2 separate regions of the Homo sapiens genome follow, and region 1 is linked to region 2. A link is a loop called in an ENCODE intact Hi-C map of the cell type or tissue named here. Cell type or tissue: dorsolateral prefrontal cortex. All regions are shown on one strand. Links, peaks and the distances in the headings refer to the core of each region. The heading gives the core; the rest is flanking DNA.

Region 1 (9,483 bases), core at 713-8,712, 72 kb before region 2:
AGGGCAGGTGTGGCAAGGATGGCCCCAGGGAGCCAGCTCTGCATCTGGCAGCAGTGTCTCTGGGCCAGGCCAGGACAACAACCTCGATTGTCCCTCTCAACAGTAGCCTTGCTGATCCCGGAGAAAAGAAAGCCATGGGGCCATTTGGACCAAGCCTCTGCAGGAAGAATGCTGCCCTTTCTCTGTAGCGCTGGATCCGATAGTCATGGAATCAACAGCTCAGAAGCTGGCAGCCCCCTCGGAGGCCTGGGCACCCTCCCCCATGGTCACATGGCCCAAGACACTCTGTTCTTTGTGACAGCCACTTGGCAGGGTGGGCCGAGGACCTCTGTAGACAAAGATGCTTCAGGTGCCCCTGAACCCCCTGGAAATTGATGAACGATCTCCTTTTATCTGTGCCCCAGCATGCCCAGCTCACCTGGCCCCCAGGCTCCCCACGGCCTGATGCTTGACTGTTATTCACAGTAGAAACAGAGACAGCATCAGATTCAGGGAGCAGAAGGGCAACACAAACACCTCCAGGGCTTTTGCCTCATGTGGCTAACGTCAGAGACGTTTTATGAAAACAAGATTGGAGGTCACATTGCTTCTTGGATAAAAGGAACTTTGCTTCAAAGAAATTTACTTGGTAAACAAAGCTAGGAAAATTGCCAGAATATCACCAGGCACAGCTGGCCACCTTTCAGCTGCCCAGTGTTTCCAGAGCAGGGATCTGGAGACCCAATCACTGAACCCCTGGAACCCTCAGTTTCCCCCTCTGTAAGAACACAAAGACAAGACTAAATGAATCTCAAAGCTCTTTCCAGCTCTACACTCAGTTCAGATTTAGGAACATCCCGTCTCTTGGCACCTACTAAGGAGAAGTTAGCCAAGAAGGAAAAGGGGACAGAGCATAATTCTGCAGCCGGCCTGCCCAAGTTTGAATCCTAGCTCTACTGTTTACCACCTGTGTGACACTGGGCAAGTAATTTAATCTCTCTGTGCCTCAGTTTCCTCATCTGAAAAGTGGGGATAGCTTTAGTACCTGGTTCATAGAGTTGTCATGAGGATCAAACAAAATAACATAGGTAAAGCATTTAGAGCTCACCTAGGGTAGAGTAGGCACACAATTAGCATTTGCTATTTTCCTTACTCTTTTTATTTATACAGAAAGCCATCTGAGTCCTTTCCTGTCACTAGTTCAGCCTTGCTAAAAGCTTTTGACAAGCAGGTTCTCAGGGCAGGGAATGGTATTTTTCTGGGGGAACTGAAGTCATGCCAACCTTACACTCCCTTCTCAGCTAGCATTCCCCTGTGCTGGCAAGGAGGGTTGGCGAGGAGTATGCAGTTCCTTACAAAATTATGCAGGACACGATGTCTACCAAATTAGAAAGAGCAGGGAAACACAGACGAGGGCCTGTCTACAGCCTCCTTGCAAGCCATTGGGAAGGCTTGCGACCAGGTTCTGAGCCTGTGGGAGACTCCTCCACTCACCCACTGTGCCCCCCAGCTCCTATCCAAAGCACCTCCTCTCCTCTAATCCCAGGTCTGGCTCAAGGCACTCACTGCCAGGGAGACATCTCATATCATTTCTTGGAACCCAGAAGCCACAGGCACGGCAGCCAAAGTGCTGGGCAGGAACTGAAGCTGGGTGTATGCTGAGGAATCACTGTCCCCATGGACCAAGTATGTGGGCACAGCAGGCAGGGCACGTCTATAGCCTGCCACGGTAACTCCCAGACAGCAGACCTTAGAAACCCAATCCAGGCAGGGCCCAAGAGTCCCTTCCTGCCAGCCGATGGCTAGACACCCCATTAACAAATACATGCTGGGCTGAGTGCTGGCTATGTCCACACCCCTCTCTACATCCCCCGGCACCTTCCTCGCCTGCTCTCCCTTTGTAGAAAGTACCCAGGGGCTCCCTTGCCCTCTGGCTTCTGGTTGGGTTTGGCCAAGAGAAGGCAGTAATAAGAGAAAGGAGGGCAAAAGGACAGTGAAGTCAGGTTCCCTATTTCCCCCAGAAGCCTTTTCTTCAGGCTCAGCTCCCTCCCCTTGACTCCTGGGCCTGGGAGTAACTGAGGCCTCTTCCTGTCACCCGCCCCTGTTGTTTGCCCTTGACCCTGCCCATGCCTCTGTTAGGAGGCCTAACTCTCCCCAGCTGCCCCGTGGAGCATGCCGTCTGCTTCCTGTGGGACCCTTAGATCAGCCAAGTGTTGAGCTAAGAGCTCATCCCTCCATCAGCTTTGCATCTTCTTTTTCTTTTTCATATTTGTACCACAAAAGGATACATATAACATACATGTAAGATATGAAACCAGGACCCAAGTTAAAAATATAGAAAAGTTACAGGCTTCCCTGTATGTTCTGTCATACACATGCACACACATCTTAATAACTTTGAAGCAGTCTGTGTGTTTCATGGCCAATGCTCATCACCAGAGACACACATGTGGGTGTGCACACACATACACACACAGGCACAATTCACCACAGCAAAAGGCTAGGAATAAAATAATAACCTTCCTTTTCTACTTGTCAGCCCAGAGCTCACAACTCAGCTGGCCCAAGACACCATGTGAACCTGATAGCCACACAAAGTTAGACCCCCAATGAGTAGAACACTGGAGAGAGGGAACATTAGAGTAATTCTCATCAGCCCTTCTGTTTTCTAATGGGGAACTAGGACAGAATGCCACACACCCAGGACTTCGGGGCAGCTTTTCTTCTGTCCTGCTGCGATAATCATTACTGTACACAGCCCAGCAATTTGGCGCCTCAGCAACCAGACTCCTGGTAGGTGCCTGGGCTTGACCATTACAGGGGGATATTATGATCATGATTACAGGATGACTGAGCCGTCCAGCAAAGTGACCAGTAATTTGCAATCTAATGGCCATTCAGTGGTGGGTAATATTATGGACCTTACCCTGCAATTGTAAAACAACCAGCCCTCTCTAATGTAGCATTTTTCCCATCAAAAGCCCAGCCTTTGCTTTTGATTTCTGTTAATCAGTGGCTGTGGCAGCTTTGGCTTTAGATTTGGAAAAGCTAAACAAGGGAGCATGAAATGATACACTTCTCTTTAGAGCCCCTGAATGGGAAGTTTAGGCAGTTCTGTCAAGTGGAGGAAAAAAATAAGTGAAAGAAGCATCTGGAAGGCAATTTCATTTCTTAAAAGAGCAACCCCAAAACCTTTGTAGAATGTAGCAAGAGTTGCCTGGGAATCTGGGAGACCAACAAAGCCAGGCATGACAAAGAAGATAGGTGTGTACACAGGTCCAGTTGGGTCTAATTGGGTGCACACCACAGCCCATGCTCACTGTGTGCATGCTCACACATGTATCTGCATGCATGCACATGTATACACAGAAGAATACAACTTCCTCTAACCACAGGGTTGCCTGCTGGGAGACTCCCAGGTTAGGCTTTGAGGGTCTCTCCTGTATGCTGTTCACAATTCTACCACTGGGAACAGCTCAGTTCCATCTTCCCTGAAGTCAGTGGGCGTGGGTCAGGAGAAAAGACTGAATTGGAGGTAGATGGATCAGGCCAAGAGGAACAATGGACAAGATGAGATTGTTGTCATTCCTGGACTCCATAGAGTCTAGATTTGGCGTGTCCACCTGCAATAAGTTCAGAGGGGGCTTTTAACAATGGAATTGGAAGGTAAAGAGAGATAATTGGCAAATAGCTAAAGAGGAAGATGACCAAGCCAAAAAAAAAAGAAAAAAACCAGTTCACACTATCAAGCAAGAAAACAGATACACTAGAAATAATGGTAAACATTGGGTTGACTCCTCCAATCCATTCTACCACAGATGTTTAATCTAAGCCAATCAAGCAATCCCAACGGACATGTGACTGAACCAGAGCCTATGAGACGTGAAAGGAAATTTCCTCCCTCTTAAGAGAAAGCCAGAGAAAGGGACAGTCTCTCTTCTTCCTTTGGATATCATCACATCCACAAGTGATGCCTGGAACAGCAACAACTATCTTGCTACCACCCAGATGAAGAAGTTAATATCAAAGATGGCAGAGGGACGAAGCACAAAGAATATGGGTCTTTCATTATGTCATTACTCTAACAAGCAGCCAAGCCTGGTATCTATCCAACTGGATCTTCAAGTTATGTAAGATCATATGTATTCTTTATTAGAACCAATATCAGTGAGGTTCTCTATTAATTGCAGCTTAGAGCACATTAATTGAGATCAGAGCCAAAGCCAGGAGGAAAGGCCAGAGCGGACCCCCAGCCAGACTCAGTGCTGATCTAGTGAGAGCTACTCACCCACTCCTCTAAGCCCAGGATCAGCCCCAGAGCAGCCTGGAGCTAGCTGAGTGTACAGGCATGGAGTTCCCAGCTCAGCTGCCACTCAGGGGTTTGAGAGGGCAGAGAGCCAGCCAGCCCATGATAAAAATCTATTCAAGGGCTACAGAACACAAATGTCCTGGCCAGTTGGGCACTCCCCCTTTCCTCTAGAGGCCTCCCCTCAGCCTCTTTCTCAGCCAGGGCCCACAGCTGCCAAACGTAGAGGCTGACTCCTGTGCTCCATGGAGCCCCTCTTGGAACGCTATATCCCCTGGATAGCTGGGGCTTTGGGGCACTTGTTCCTTTGCAAAAACTCCTCATTCCAGAGTAGTGAAAATGCACATTTATTTTTATTTTCATTTATTTATTTATTTTTGAAACGGAGTCTCACTCTGTCACCCAGGCTGGAGTGCAGCGGCACAATCTCGGTTCATGCAACCTCCACCTCCCAGGTTCAAGCTATTCTCCTGCCTCAGTCTCCAGAGTAGCCGGGATTACAGGCCGTGCCATCACACCCAGCTAATTTTTTCTATTTTTAGTAGAGACAGGGTTTCATCATGTTGGCCAGGCTTGTCTCAAACTCCTGACCTCAAGTGATTCACCCACCTCGTCCTCCGAAAGTGCTGGGATTACAGGTGTGAGCCACCGCACCCGGCCAGAAATGCACATTTGAAGGCATCTTCCCTCACATTCTCTGTTTGGCATACTGGGGATGGCAAAAAGGTTGAATTGAGTATGTTTCTAGTAGAAGTCAGTATTTCTGACTTTCAGCTTCAACGTTTCCTGAGTTCTTATGCTATTTGTGACTAATAGTCTTCCAATGAGAAGGGCAGTCCAAGGATCATCAGTGTTGACTTAATTACCCTTCAGAGATGCACAGGATACCAAGAGCAGAAAAATCTCAAAAAAACACAACTCTTTATTTTATAGATGGATAAACACGGAGGTCTAGAGAGATGAGAGAGGTGGTCATGATGGCACATACTCAGCGATTGATTGTTATTTCTGTCATCATCTATGACACAAAGTCAAGGTAGGGGTGCCCAGAACATGGTGGCTAATGTTTCCAAATTAATAGTGCCACTTCACAGAGCCCTCTGGGGACAAATCTACTTTTTCACCTAACCACTTTTTTTAGTCATAAATCATGAGCAACACTGCTGGTGCATCACACTGCTCCGTAGCGAACAGGAACAAATGCAAGTGCTTGTTACACATTTTCTAATTTCAGAAAAGGAAAAGGGGTTGTTGCCTGTGAGTATGGAGGTCAAGCTGCGTGCAAGCTGTGTTAGCAGGTAATGTGGGCACTGAGGGAGCCGGGGGCCATCCTGGTCTGCACGGACACACCTCCTCCAGAATAGGCTCTGGGAGCAGCCAGAGTCTCAGAGCTGACCCCATTCTGTCGTCTGCCTGCCCAGGAGGCGACCTATGGGCCATGGCCATGCCCACATCAGTGCTAGGCTGGGCCAGTCCCACAGAAGCCAGGGAAGCTATAGCCCACCTTGCCCCAAGAGAGGGGACACAAGACCTAGCACAATGGTTCCCAAAGCTGGCTGAACATTAGAGTCACTTGAGGGAACTTTTCCCTGGCCCCCCCACAGACCAATTCAATCAGAATCTCTGGGTGCGAGCTCAGCATCTGGACTTTTCCAGTTGGCCCCAGGTGATTCCAACATGGAGCTGGTAGACTGTAAATCCAGAGGTAAACAGTGTGGGATGGGACAACCCAGGCAGTGGCTTCCCAGGCTGAGGGGAAGGAAATACCTCTTTCTTGGGACTCTTTCTACTTGTAGTGAAGTGTTTCCTGGTCAAAGGCATCTTCGTGTGTGCTAGATATGGCATTGAATAGGCCCACTGCTGATCTGTTAATCACAGGTAAGAATTTGGCCCAGGCATGAGCACACTGCCTTACCAGGGGGCAGAGGGATGGGATAGAGTAGGATGGCAGCCCACAGCATAACTTCCTACCTCCTGGCCCATGAGATAGGGGAACATTTGGGCATTTGAGCTTCTTTATGCAGCATGGTGTCACAGGATGCCATGGGAGAGGGGTCCTCATTCCCACCTTCTCTGACTTTCTGGAGGAACTGATACAGAAGGCAGTGCTGTTTTTGGACTGACTGTTCTGAATCCTGAGATTTATAGCTGGAGATCTCTGAGAAGGGGCCAGTGGTTTCAGTACAGGACTCAGGATCAAGATCAACTGGCTGCTTAAGTGTCAGGGACATAATTTAAGATGCCAGTTTCCAAGCTTGTCTCCAGAGATTCTGATGCCAAAGGTGCAGCAAGCTGCATGTTTAAGAAGTTCTCCAAGTGACTTCCCAACCCCTGCCGCCAGCTGGTCCTCCCTCCACAAGAGAAGAACATTGAGATTCAAAGGTCCCAGTTGCTCAGCCTGGGAGGGCACAGCACAGCAGAGTTGAAAGACCACGGACCTAGTCCTTCCAACAGAATTGGAATAGCAGCTCTGCCACTCACTGGCTGGGAGACATTGGTGAGTCTCTTAACCCCTCTGACCCAGAAATTCCACTATTAGAAATTCCCCTGAGGCCATAGATTCCCAGTGGCATGGTTTATAATAGTAAAAAACGAACCAACCTAATTTTCCATCAACAAGAGACTAGTTGTATGAATTACGGTATAATTATGCTGCAGAAGACTGAAGATTCTAAAAGGAAAACAGCAAAACAGCAGCTGAGCTCTGCATGTGCTCCTGTAAGAAGTGGAAAAAGTGGCTGGGCACAGTGGCTCACGCCTATAATCCCAGCACTTTGGGAGGCCAAGGCAGGCAGATGGCTTCTGCTCATGAGCTCAAGACCAGCCTGGGCAACATGGCAAAACCCCATCTCTCTAAAAACCACAAAAATTAGCTGGGTGTGGTTGTGCATGCCTGTAGTCCCAGCTACTAGGGAGGCTGAGGTGGGAGGATCGCTTGAGCCTGGGAAGCAGAGGTTGCAGTGAGCAGAGAACAACTCTTGGCACCTTCAGCTTAGCCCCAGGACACAGTCTTAAAAGCAAACCTGATCTCTCTGCTCCCTTCCACCATCAGATCCCTTACCAGGGCCTTGAAAGTCATTCCCAACCCCTCCCTACCTCTTCAGCCTCATCTGTTACAACAGCTCATTCTCCAACCACAGAATTTTCAATTCTTAAAAGGCATCCGGTTTTCTCTCTTACTTCCAGATCTGCTGCTCTCTTCTTCCCCTCACCCCTATTCCTGGCCACAGCCACACACTCTTCATTTAGCTAAGGTGTCATCTCCTTCCCAACATTTCCCTGGTCCCCCACCCCAAGTCCAAGTGCCCCCTTTCTATCCCCTGGCCTCCCCCATCATAGCACGTTTCTTGCCTTAGTGTAATTGCACGATACCTTTCAGTGCACCTTAAGCTCTGGGAGAGGACAGACTCGACCCGTTTCACCCCTAGATCTCCAGGGCGCAGCAAGACCATGAAGCAGATGCTGAATAAATATTTGTCTAGTGAATAAACAATAGCGCTCATCACAATGTATTAAAGATTATCTGAGCTCATTGATGGTGAACTCTGTGTGTCAGGTGATGAGGACAGAAAGCTGAATTGGACAGTGTCTGGAACATAGGGAAAACCAAAAGAAAAAAATTGCCAAATGAGAGTACAGGAAGGCTGTCTTCCTCATGCTGAACACTTGACTACCCCAAGCTCTAAATATCACCAATGAGACACAGAACATCACACAGCAGTAATCAAAGCTGATGAAATGGGTTAGAGAAAACTGATGAGATTATTGTGGAGGTCAAAGAACTTCATGAATAATCCAATTCTCCCTCAGAAAAACATAGACCACTTTGAAAGTTAATACATTTTTTTAAGGTACAAGGAGTGTACCCTAAGAAAAATATTATTTGGAGAATACTAGGTATCTTTTGTGTCCATTATTAGTGTTGAGGACCAGTATTCCTCTTATACACTTAGACTGCATGCAAGAATATGAGCATTCTCTTCTTTTTCTTTAGTGCACTTATCATAATTTGCAAAAGTGTATTTGAGTGTTTGTTAAATACCCAGCACTGTCACTAGTCTTTAAAGCTGTGTAAGCAAGGGTAATGTCTGTTTTATATCCCCAGCACCCAGCACAGTGTTCTAGCACTTAGTAAGTGTTCAATAAATATTAACTGAATGAATGAATGAATGAATGAATGATCAAAAGAACACACAGAGAATACAGCATGGGAGCTCATTCATCCTTGGAAAAATAGTGAGCATTTGATAGGAAAAAAACCATCATGAAATCACTTTGAAATACAAGGCAAACAGGAAACAGGGATAAGCCAAGGTCACTAATGTGTCAGATTTTTTAAAAGAGAGAAAGAACCAAAAATATGGAACCAAAAAGAGAAATGCTATAACAGACCATTGACTGATAAATTCAGAGCATTGTTACACCACTGAGCTGTGAATAAAATCCTGCTTACCTAATGCATACAGAGAGTTTATGTATTGTTTGTGTTTTGCTTAGATGGCAACACCATGGCTGGCCCCATCAGCCTCCATGTTCAACTGTCCCAATCAACTGCCGGCTGTAATTAGGGAGTGCTGGGAAAAGGACGTTGGAGAAAAATCAGCTTGCATATTTTTTTCTTCCATTGTGGCTGACTCATTTGAATGATAATGTATTGCAGTCTGGGGTGTGACATTGACGGCACTGAATAATGAGGCAGCTCTGGACTCCAGTACCTGAGCGGCCAGCCGGTTAGTGGCCAGTGACAAAACAGTAGCAGTATCTTTGGGCGATAAAAAGATGATCTCCACGTGGCAGGAGACAGATGCTGGGAAATACCCCATTGTCAGCTCCATCAGGAGCTTCCATCACTGAAAGCTTCATTTATTTCATTCATAGTCATTTTTCCAGCTGCGAGACCTTGAAGGCATCTGGCTGGTGGCATCCTGAGGTGATAAAACACTGGGGTAGGCAACCAAGAGAGGTGCAGAATCCCTGTCCCCGGGGGATGCTTAACACCCACAGAGCCTGTTAGCTGTTTTCAAAAAACCAGGGGTGAACTTGGTTTGGCTCAGGGGACAGAACCAGATGACAGCTGGTGGGCCCTGCCAGTTTATAGGTTTTCAAATGTCACTTTATTTTTGTTAACAGAGACATCCGTTGAAAGACACCAGCATGTGTAGACACCTGGCTCTGGACACCTGAAGCCAGGTATGGTG
Region 2 (9,483 bases), core at 791-8,790:
TCTCTCGGCTTCTCCCTGGCTGTGCTAACCACGCAGCAGCCAGCGAATGTCTTCTCATCTCACTTAAAAGTCAGATCATATGATTCTTCTCTACTTTGGATCCTTAAAAAAAAAAAAAAAACCAGGCTGGGCGCTGTGGCTCACGCCTGTAATCCCAGCACTTTGGGAGGCCGTAGTGGGAGGATTGCCTGAAGTCAGGAGTTTGAGACCAGCCTGGCCAACATGGTGAAACCCGTCTCTACTAAAAATACAAAAAAATGAGCTGGGCGTGGTGGCGGGTACCTGTAATCCCAGCTACTCAGGAGGATGAGGAAGGTTGCACTCTAGCCTGGGCGACAAGAGTGAAACTACCTCTCAAAAACAAACAAACTAACTAACAAAACCAAAAAAAACACAGAGCAAAAATCTTTACCATGACTTACAAGCCAGGAGCTGCAACTTAACTCTCCTGCTCTTTAGCCCCACCTCACCACCTCCCACCCCATTCTGCCCCAGCCACAGTTCCTTTGCTGGCTGTTCTGACTAGGCTGGCACATTTCCACACCTCCTCCTCGGGGTCTTAGCGCTTGCTGTTCCTTCCACCTCAAACATACATCTGCCCAGGCACTCACAGGGCCAGCTCCCTCACTTCCCTCAGGCATCCGTGGGGACGTCACATCAGCAAGGTCTTCCAGAATCATTCCACCTCAAATCACACCCTTTCCCCCTGCCTTTCTCTACAACACATATCACCAGTTAATACATTTAATACATTTTTATATGTCTCCCTCCCACTAGAATTTATGCTCCGTAAGAATAGGCATTTTGCTTTCTGCATTGTCTTTTTAGCGTTAGAACCATGCCTATTGCAGGATAGGCTCATAGAAAAATGTTCACTGAAGAATACAATACATTTCTTCTTTGCTCAAGCTAGATTGAACTGGTCCACTTACCAACTGGTGTTAACAGTTCTTAAATTTTACCTCAGAGAACACACACTGGGGCCTGTTGGGGGAAGGGGGTGCTGGGGAGAGAGAGAGCATCAGGACAAACAGCTAATGCATCCAGGGCTTAATACCTAGATGACAAGTTGATGGGTGCAGCAAACCACCATGGCATACATTTACCTATGTAACAAACCTGCCCATCCTGCACATGTATCCTGGAACATAAAATAAAATAAAAATTAAATAAAAATTTTACCTCAGTCACACATTTATTAAAATGTATCAGGTTACTTAATTTTTTCCCTGCATTTTCCCGTCTTCTCACTGACCATCTAATTTCTGAACCAGCTGCAATTTAACAACTTTTTCAGCAATTTAGAAAAAGTTCAGTTCTCCTTTGCTACTACACTGCACTACTATAATATTGTGACTATAGTGACTTCAGTTAATTTTTATTCAACTGACTTATTAATATTTGAAAGTTATGAAACATTCATTTTCTCCCTGAAAGTATAGCCCCTATTCTCAAATGAAATCACAAATCAAGAGCCGAGAAATGCAGAATTCCAGTCCAGGCCCCAATTAGGAACACATTCTCTTGCCTTTGAATTAACCAAGCTTGTCACTTCTATTTCTCATTTCTGCTATTCCAATTTTAACAGTCTCAGAAGTCTTTCTAGCACTAGCCCATTGGAAGGTAAGAAAACATGTACAAATCACATCAGTTTTGTCTACTTGACCATAGTCGTAAAAATGGAGTTGAAGGCATGGTGGGTCAGAAACGTTGGCTAAAACGGGGGTGGGCAAGTCGTGTCATCCTTGGTCTCCATCTGTATTCTAAAAGCTCATGAGAGTTTAAGATCTCTCTGCAAAAATGGCCAGTTAACACAGAACAATTTCCATCAGGGGACATCTCAAAGTCTTAACTATTAGAAGTCACCTTTCTTCTTTCTTTGATGCCATCTTTCCTAACCGTATCACAGTCTACTTCATTATGAAATGTCCCAGCGTTTCAGTAGACCCACATAAACTGTATTTGCCCTCAGGCAATGTCAACTTCCAAAAAAGTAAGAATAAACTTACAAAAAAGAATCAACCTTCAAATCACTTCATGGTTTTTATTTTTATTTCTACTTAGCATTAATGGGATTTTAAATGTCACCATGGACTCATTTACTTTAACTTCCACCTATCGACTTAACCTCTTGACATTTGGAATCCACTGTTAAGACTATATGTCAAATAAAAACTTAAAACATTTCAAAGGAGTAAGTATTCTGAAAATTGTGAATTTAAAAGAAGTATTTGTCAATCCCACTTCTGGATATATAGCCACAAGAATTGAAAGCAGGGCCTCAAAGAGGTATTTCCACCCTCAAGTTCACAGCAGCATTATTCACAATAGCCAGAAGTGGGAGGAATCCAAATGTCCACTGATGGATGAATAAACTAGATGTGATATAGACACACATGAATGAAAAACTATGCAGCCATAAAGAAGGAAATCCCCTCACATACTACAACATGGATGAGCCTGTAGGACAAAAGTAAAATAAACATTGCAAAAAGACAAATACTTTGTGATTCCACTTACATGAGGTGCCTAAAATATCACAGACAATATCGTAACAGTAGAAAGCAAGAGTGCTGTGGCTAGCAGGGGCTGGAGGGAGGAGAAAAAGGGCAGTCACATAATGGGCATATAGAGTTCAGTTCTGCAAGATGAGAAAATTCTGGAGATCTGTTTTACAACTTTGTAAATATTTTTAACACTGCTGAACTGTACACTTCAAAATGCCTAAGATGGTAAATTATGTGATGTTGTTTTTAACCACATACACGCAAAAACTATTTGCATCATTTTGGGTACAGATCCTTGATGGAAATACTGGATACAAGTGACTATGGTGTGCATGTAGCATCTGCCCTTTATAATGTAACTTCCTTTTAAACCACACACACAAGAAAATCTCACAAACTCAGCCTTTATTAAATATATTAAGTACTGAGCATCCTAAATTATAGCTTATTAGAGGAACGACCAAGGGTTCAGACAGAAAACAGACTATTCTGTTTCATATTTTATCTTTGTGATTATTTGGCTTATGTCTGCCTTCTCCATTAAGCAGACAGTGAGGTCCAGGGTCTGATTTTGTTCACCATTACATTTCCAGGGCCTAGCACAGTGCCTGGAAAATAGCACATAAACGTTTACTGGATGAGTCAATATAGTATTAGACACTTGGAGGCGTAGTACTACCCAAGTCTATAATCACCAAATTCAGGTGCAATAAGAGATATACCATAAAGGAGGCAGAATCAACTTTCAAAAAACTAATTTTAATCAAAACAAAAATTGTTGATCATTAACAAGTTTATAAAACAGTGATTTAGTTACATAAATAAATTGATATCAGTGTATCAAATCTTAATTACTTTCAACTTCATGAGCATGTTTACATGGGTGATGAATTACAACCTTTTTTTTTCTTTTTACCTATTATAATAAATAAAATGGAGCGCATGAAATAGTTCTTCTAAACAAAAATACCTACAAACATACCTCTAAGCATGTTCTCTAGTGAAGGGAACAAGAGACACTGGACAACTTTTGCACCAAAACATAAAAATTGCTTTAAAAAGCACAAGGTTACAGAACCATCAGCTAAAGTAAAGACACTATACTGTAACCAAAGTTGGTATTTAATAATATAATGAACAGTTTGGTAGTTAGATCTCCAGTTTGGTTATTTTAAAGCATTAAGACAAGGCAAGATAGAAGGCTGCTTTTGTTTGAGTAATTTCTAGAGAAAATAAAATATATTAAAAAAAAAGAAAACTGAAAAGTAGAACAGTCATACCTACACAACTTTCTGTCCTGCACAAAGTCAAAATACCTATGCAGAATAGATATATAATATATATAATGTTATTTGTGCACAAAGGTTAGCTTATTATTAGCTCACTGCAAAGGCGTAATGTATCATTATGTCAATTGTTTTGGAAAACATTTTGTGTTTTGTGTCAAAAGGATATTTCTTTTAAGTTTCCTAGGCTAGGAGGCACGAACCCCAATTCCGGCATATTGTATATTCTTAATGCTAAGGCTTGCTGCTCTGGCTGTGTATTTTGTTGTCCCTCTTTATTCTAGTGCCTGTTATAAGCATGTGTGGTGTAGTGGTGGTTGTTGGTGGTGTGTGTGTGTGTCTGTGTGTATACATATATATATGTATACATAAGTTGTATAAATATATATACATATATAATTTCTCCCAATAGATCTCAGTCCAACCATGCAATCCAAAAGGTGGCTCTGCATAGATGCCCAGCATGAAGTTCACCACCTGAGCCAACCCTGAAGCAAGGCGTACTTTTAGTCCTTCTGATAGGTTTTCTCTCAGTTTTTTTTTTGTTTTTGTTTAAAACCAAGCTACTGCAGCTTCAAGTATTTTGCATTACATAGAATATTTTTTATAAATTAGTTAATGTTATATTTTCAATATTCAGACATATACTATAATATATATACAGTACAATAAATGCTCTCATTCTTTTTTTAATTTTTTTGGATAAATCCCTGAGAATGTATGTTGACAGTCGCTAAGTTTCCACATGCACAAGCATCGTGTGCCATGCTTCTGGACGAACAGCACTGCAAAGCCACATGGGTCAGCCTTTTTACTATTAGTATTTCATTTTGTTGGTTTGTTTAAATATGCTGAAAATGTAAAGATGAGTTACAAAGGAGTAAAGCTGAATCCATTCGAGGTACTTATCACAGGATGGAGGTGTTTTGTTTGGTTTTTAAAGCCATTTCAATTATTTTTTTTGAGGCTGTGAACGTATACAGAAAACAGGAGAGCTATGTGGACTTTTGCCACTTGACAACATATACTCAGTGTAAACCAAACCTTTTTAACCTCTCTCTCATACAAAACCAGAAAAAAAAAATTAAAAAAAATAATAAAATAAAGGAAAGAAAGAAATAGGGAAAAAATAAAAAACACACAAACTTTCACAACATGACAATTTAGTCTGCAAACGCAATATAACTATACACATATAATACCGGTGTGGCTCTGTTCTTTAAGTTAAAAAGGGTACAAAGGCAGGCTCAAGTAAAAACAAACCATCCCTCCCATCCCCACCCCCCACCCCATTCATACAAGATCTATCAACCAAACCTCTCCCGAACCAACATCATCAGTTTCTTTTTGCCTTTGTAGATTTGTTTCAGGTTGTCAATAAACTGTGTAAACTGAATGTGTCCATCATGCGCCATTAAGAAGGTCTCTCGGGCTTTGCTGAGGAACTCTATAAACTCACTATAGTGCCGAGGACTGATGTGTGTGAGCCGTGAGTGCGTTGTGTTGATGTAGGCCCCGATCGTGGCATCCAAGAGTTGCCTCAAGGGGGCTTTGTCCAGTGACATGAGCTTACCAGAGTTCCTCCTCCCATGAAGTCCCACCATGCCAGGAGTGGTCAGAGTGCATCTGCGCAAAATGTCTGACAGTACCGTTGCACACTTGACACTCTTGACCACCAGAGGTATTATAGCTGCAAGCTCATTTTTACCAAGGGAGTGGCTAAGCGCACAGGCCCACAAAACATCATTAATGGCAGGGTGTGTGTCCTGATTGTAGCTCAGGTTGAGATGGGTCATGGCCAGGGTGGCCAGCTTGTAGGCCCTCATGGGGTACCCGCGGTGCTCCATGTACCGTGCTATTGTAAAGAGCTGTGTATAGCTCATGCCAGTCGTAGCAGCGTCGAGAACAATTTGGTACGCCGTCTCAAAAGCTATGTGATCCTTTTCACAAAGGGTTAGCGCAGAGAGGGCACAGTTCTGTGGATCCTTCATGGCACACTGCAGTGCAAGTGTCCGGGCGCTGCTGGCCAGCTTTTCCTGCTGGTGGCAGTCCAGGTGGAGGCGGACGATGGTGCTGTTGGACATCACGGTAGTTGCAACTATACTTGTGGCCTCGGTGGGAGTAAAGAGTGTAAACCAGGTCTGCATGATGCTGTCCAGGGCATAAACCCCTGCAAGGAACACAAACAGGCTCTATTACTGACGAGGAGGCTGCCCAGAGGTCCTGCCTTATTTTGACTTTTACAACCAGTGTTTACATTGTTAACCATCATAGGACATGAGCTAGGCTAGAAAATCCTGTAAAGTAATGTGCCTGTGAGAAACCTTTAAGAATAAGGTCATTATGAATTGTTATTCAGTGAAATGCCTGAAAGGAACATGAACTTGCTATAATAAAGAACCAATCCTCTTGGTAGCTGGTATTTGTACTGTGCTGCTTGCCATTTCAGACAATGGCTTTTTGCTAATGAGTTCTACTTCACTGGGGCTTCCTGTCAGAATTTGAGGCTCAAAAATTGCAACCTCACCAAAACAGGGACTTTACATGGCTTATGTGCTTGTGTGTAAGGTAAAAGTACACATAATACAAAAGTTTAAAACACACAAAGAAGCTGGAAAATGTGGCCCATAATCAAGAGAACAAAGTCAATAGAAGCAGACCTACAGATGAATCAAACGTTGGAAATGGCTGACCATGTCTTTAAAATAATCACTTTACGTTCACAGACCCAATATCCCTCACTTGTAGGAAAATCCTAAAAGTGAATGATTTGAAGAGAAGGTACTAGGTCTCAGAGAGAAATCAGGTTTATATGTTGGGGCAGGGGCAAAGAAGTTGTGTGGCAGTTCTTAAATTAGTATTATTTTTGTTTTGCTTCACTAAAGCATGACTTTAATGATGTAAAGATAATCTTTATATTGAGACCAGCTTCCCTTTTTCCAAAATAAAAAAACCATTATACGTTAGTGAAAGAAAAATAATAATTTTATAGTATATGCTGTGTCATATCTAAACACTGGGATGGCAGTGTTTTCTCAGCATGAAGTATGTATCCCTTTCTGATGCAAATATGAAAAAAGAACGTTTAACCACTATTTATTTTAAATAGCAACCATTTGTTTCTGTTGGCATTCTTGCTGGGAATGTACAGTTTTCTTCTGAACTGATCTACTGCTGCAGTGGAGAAATAGTTAGCTGAAGGGCCTCACAAAATGGCAGCTTATGGGCAGCCAGGAAATCTTCTTATGGCCAGCTACAATTGCTCACACATCTGGAGGATCACCTAAACCACACCCAGTGGTCATCACTTCTCTGCTGGATACCATGATGTATGCCTTCAGATGATAAAGAAGAAAAACAGTGCAACTAGGTAACTTTATATATATGAACTGAATAAAAACAGTTTACTCACTGACTTATACCATTTTAAATAAGAAGCTGGAGCTTCACAAATGTGACCATTTCAAGTTGAATAATACAAGTATGTATAACTGAAGGTTAGGGGTAAGGGGTCAGGGAGAAGGAAGCCCTTGTGGACTGCTAGAAGGAGCCTTGGAGAAGTCAACATAAAAGAGTGAATATGTTCACATGTCTGTAACTGACAAGTTAAATCCTACCATGAGGCACCTAGGAAAGCTTCTGTTCCAGAGTTTACCTACCGACTTCAGTAGCACACGTTACCAGCCACCTCACCATCTCCCGCCGTCGCCAATTTAAGGTTGACAGTGTCATTCGCATAACCTATAAAAACAGGGTAACAAAATGTTTTAGAAAATTATCCTGAGTCAATGAAAAAAAAGGGGGGGGATAAACTATAAGGCATATAAGGCATACCTACTGTCTACCACCAGGAAGATGAAAGCATAATTTAGAGCAAAGCTCTACATATGAATTTGGATTTGTCCATGGCTACCCCAGGTGGCCTTGCCACAGCCACATTCTCCTCCTGGCAAGAGGCCCATATTCTCCTCCTGGTGGGCCCACTGACTAGATGTGGTATCTGAACCAGTTACTCTATCTTTTCTCATCTGCAAAATCAGAGGGCTGGACTGGAGCATTAAACACAGCCCATGCCCTTTTTCCCTCCCCAGATTTAACATTCCATAGTTCAATTTCTGAGGCTCCTGTGAATTCATTCTAACCAGGAACTCTCAGTGGGGAAAGAGGTATTTTAAAATAATCATTTTAGTTATTCCTTCAATCTCTGATTGCTCTTTTCTGGTGACCATGAAGGTAACTCCAGGTTTATGGGGGAAAAAATCATCCTTGATATCATTAGTGATCTGATTTTGTTTTTCACTTTCTAACAAGAAGTCCCTAAATAAACATATCTCCCTCTTCATAATTCCCCCATTCTTTAAAGATTCAAAATATCCAGGGACGGTCAGGTGCGGTGGCTCATGCCTGTAATCCTGGCAATTTGGGAGGCTGAGGCGGAATGGATCACGAGGTCAGGAGTTTGAGACCAGCCTGGCCAATATGGTGAAACCCCGTCTCTATTAAAAACATAAAAATTAGCCAGGTGTGGTGGCGTGCGCCTGTAGTCCCAGCTACTCAGGGGGCTGAAGTAGAAGAATTGCTTGAACCCAGGAGGCAGAGGTTGCAGTGAGCTGAGATTGTACCCCTGCACTCCAGCCTGGGTGACAGAGTGAGACTCCATCTGAAAAAACAAAACAACAACAACAACAAAAAAAAAAAAAAAAAAAAACCCACAAAATATCCAGGGACATCATATCCCCAGAGGCCCTGTGGGATTCCTTTTTAGGTTCTAGAAATACTCACAAAGGGCCTGTGAGATTCCTTCTTAGGTTCTAGAAAGAATGAGTCAAGGAATAAGCTCTCGTGCATATCCTATTTACCATGAATTCCAAATAACAAGAGAGCTCATGTTAATGGTTCTTTCTGCATCACATCTTTAAGATGAGGCAAATGGTGACAAAAATTAGCCAAATAACAAGAATTAAAAAAAAACAAAAAACTTCTGAACCATCACTATATAGCTTAAAAGCAATCTTCTATACCCTTTGCTTGTACAGTATTCTATGTTACCATGGTAGGTACATTTTCCTGTGATCCTATTATTTAAACATTATTAGTCACTGTAAGGGAGAATCCACAACTAAAACACCAGATTAATTATCCAATCAGGGGATTATACTCCCCATTCTTTAGGTAACTGGGGTATAACAATTTTGTTCACTGCTTTTTAATGGGAAGAAAGCAAATGTTAATAGAGATTCCATGAGAAAAATGAAACAAACTTTTTAGTTCTTGGTTTATCCAGTGATCTGTTCAGAAACTATAAGGAAGCAAACATCTATCTGCATGACGAACTCAAAATGTCCTTGGTATTCTGTTCTGCTGAAATCTAAAACTGGACTCTGGCCCGATCACTCCTCCTTTACCTATTTTTCTCAGAGTTATTAAAAGGAGCTAGAACTGCCCATCTATTATGAAAATGCAAACATCAATAAAAATTTATACTTCCTCTAAAAATTTAACCCTAACAACTGAATCTTCATTATACATGCTAGCTTTATTTAAGTCTCTTATTAGCAATAATTCTTCTCCCTTCATTCAAAGGAGAAACAGTGTCGTTAAGGCTGCAATTCAGAAAATGATTTTTTTTAATTGAAAGACACAAATTAGGCTGCTAAATGTACAGTCCATGCACCTTACATAGCAGTCTG

The links. Peaks named below come from ENCODE experiments on the same cell type or tissue, not always from the same donor. Only the 100,000 strongest peaks of a DNase experiment are listed, where the experiment ranks them.
Region 1: it touches region 2 in a loop (1.8-fold over the local background); 2 of 110 quality-filtered maps call a loop at or near these places.

The regions. Positions count from the first base shown.
Region 1 is chr5:61,612,144-61,621,626 of GRCh38, reverse strand. No RefSeq gene overlaps it. Among named protein-coding and RNA genes, the nearest start is that of LINC03122, 21 kb to the left of the region's middle. In dorsolateral prefrontal cortex, for the core only: no CTCF peak of the experiment used is centred there; DNase peaks (open chromatin) are centred at 1,586 and 4,369; H3K27ac peaks cover 6,187 bases.
Region 2 is chr5:61,539,935-61,549,417 of GRCh38, reverse strand. It overlaps ZSWIM6 (zinc finger SWIM-type containing 6), which reads right to left. Exons shown (of 14, transcript NM_020928.2): 13 at 7,453-7,534; 14 at 3,246-5,963. The coding sequence ends at 5,101. Among named protein-coding and RNA genes, the nearest start is that of LINC03122, 93 kb to the left of the region's middle. In dorsolateral prefrontal cortex, for the core only: no CTCF peak of the experiment used is centred there; no DNase peak of the experiment used is centred there.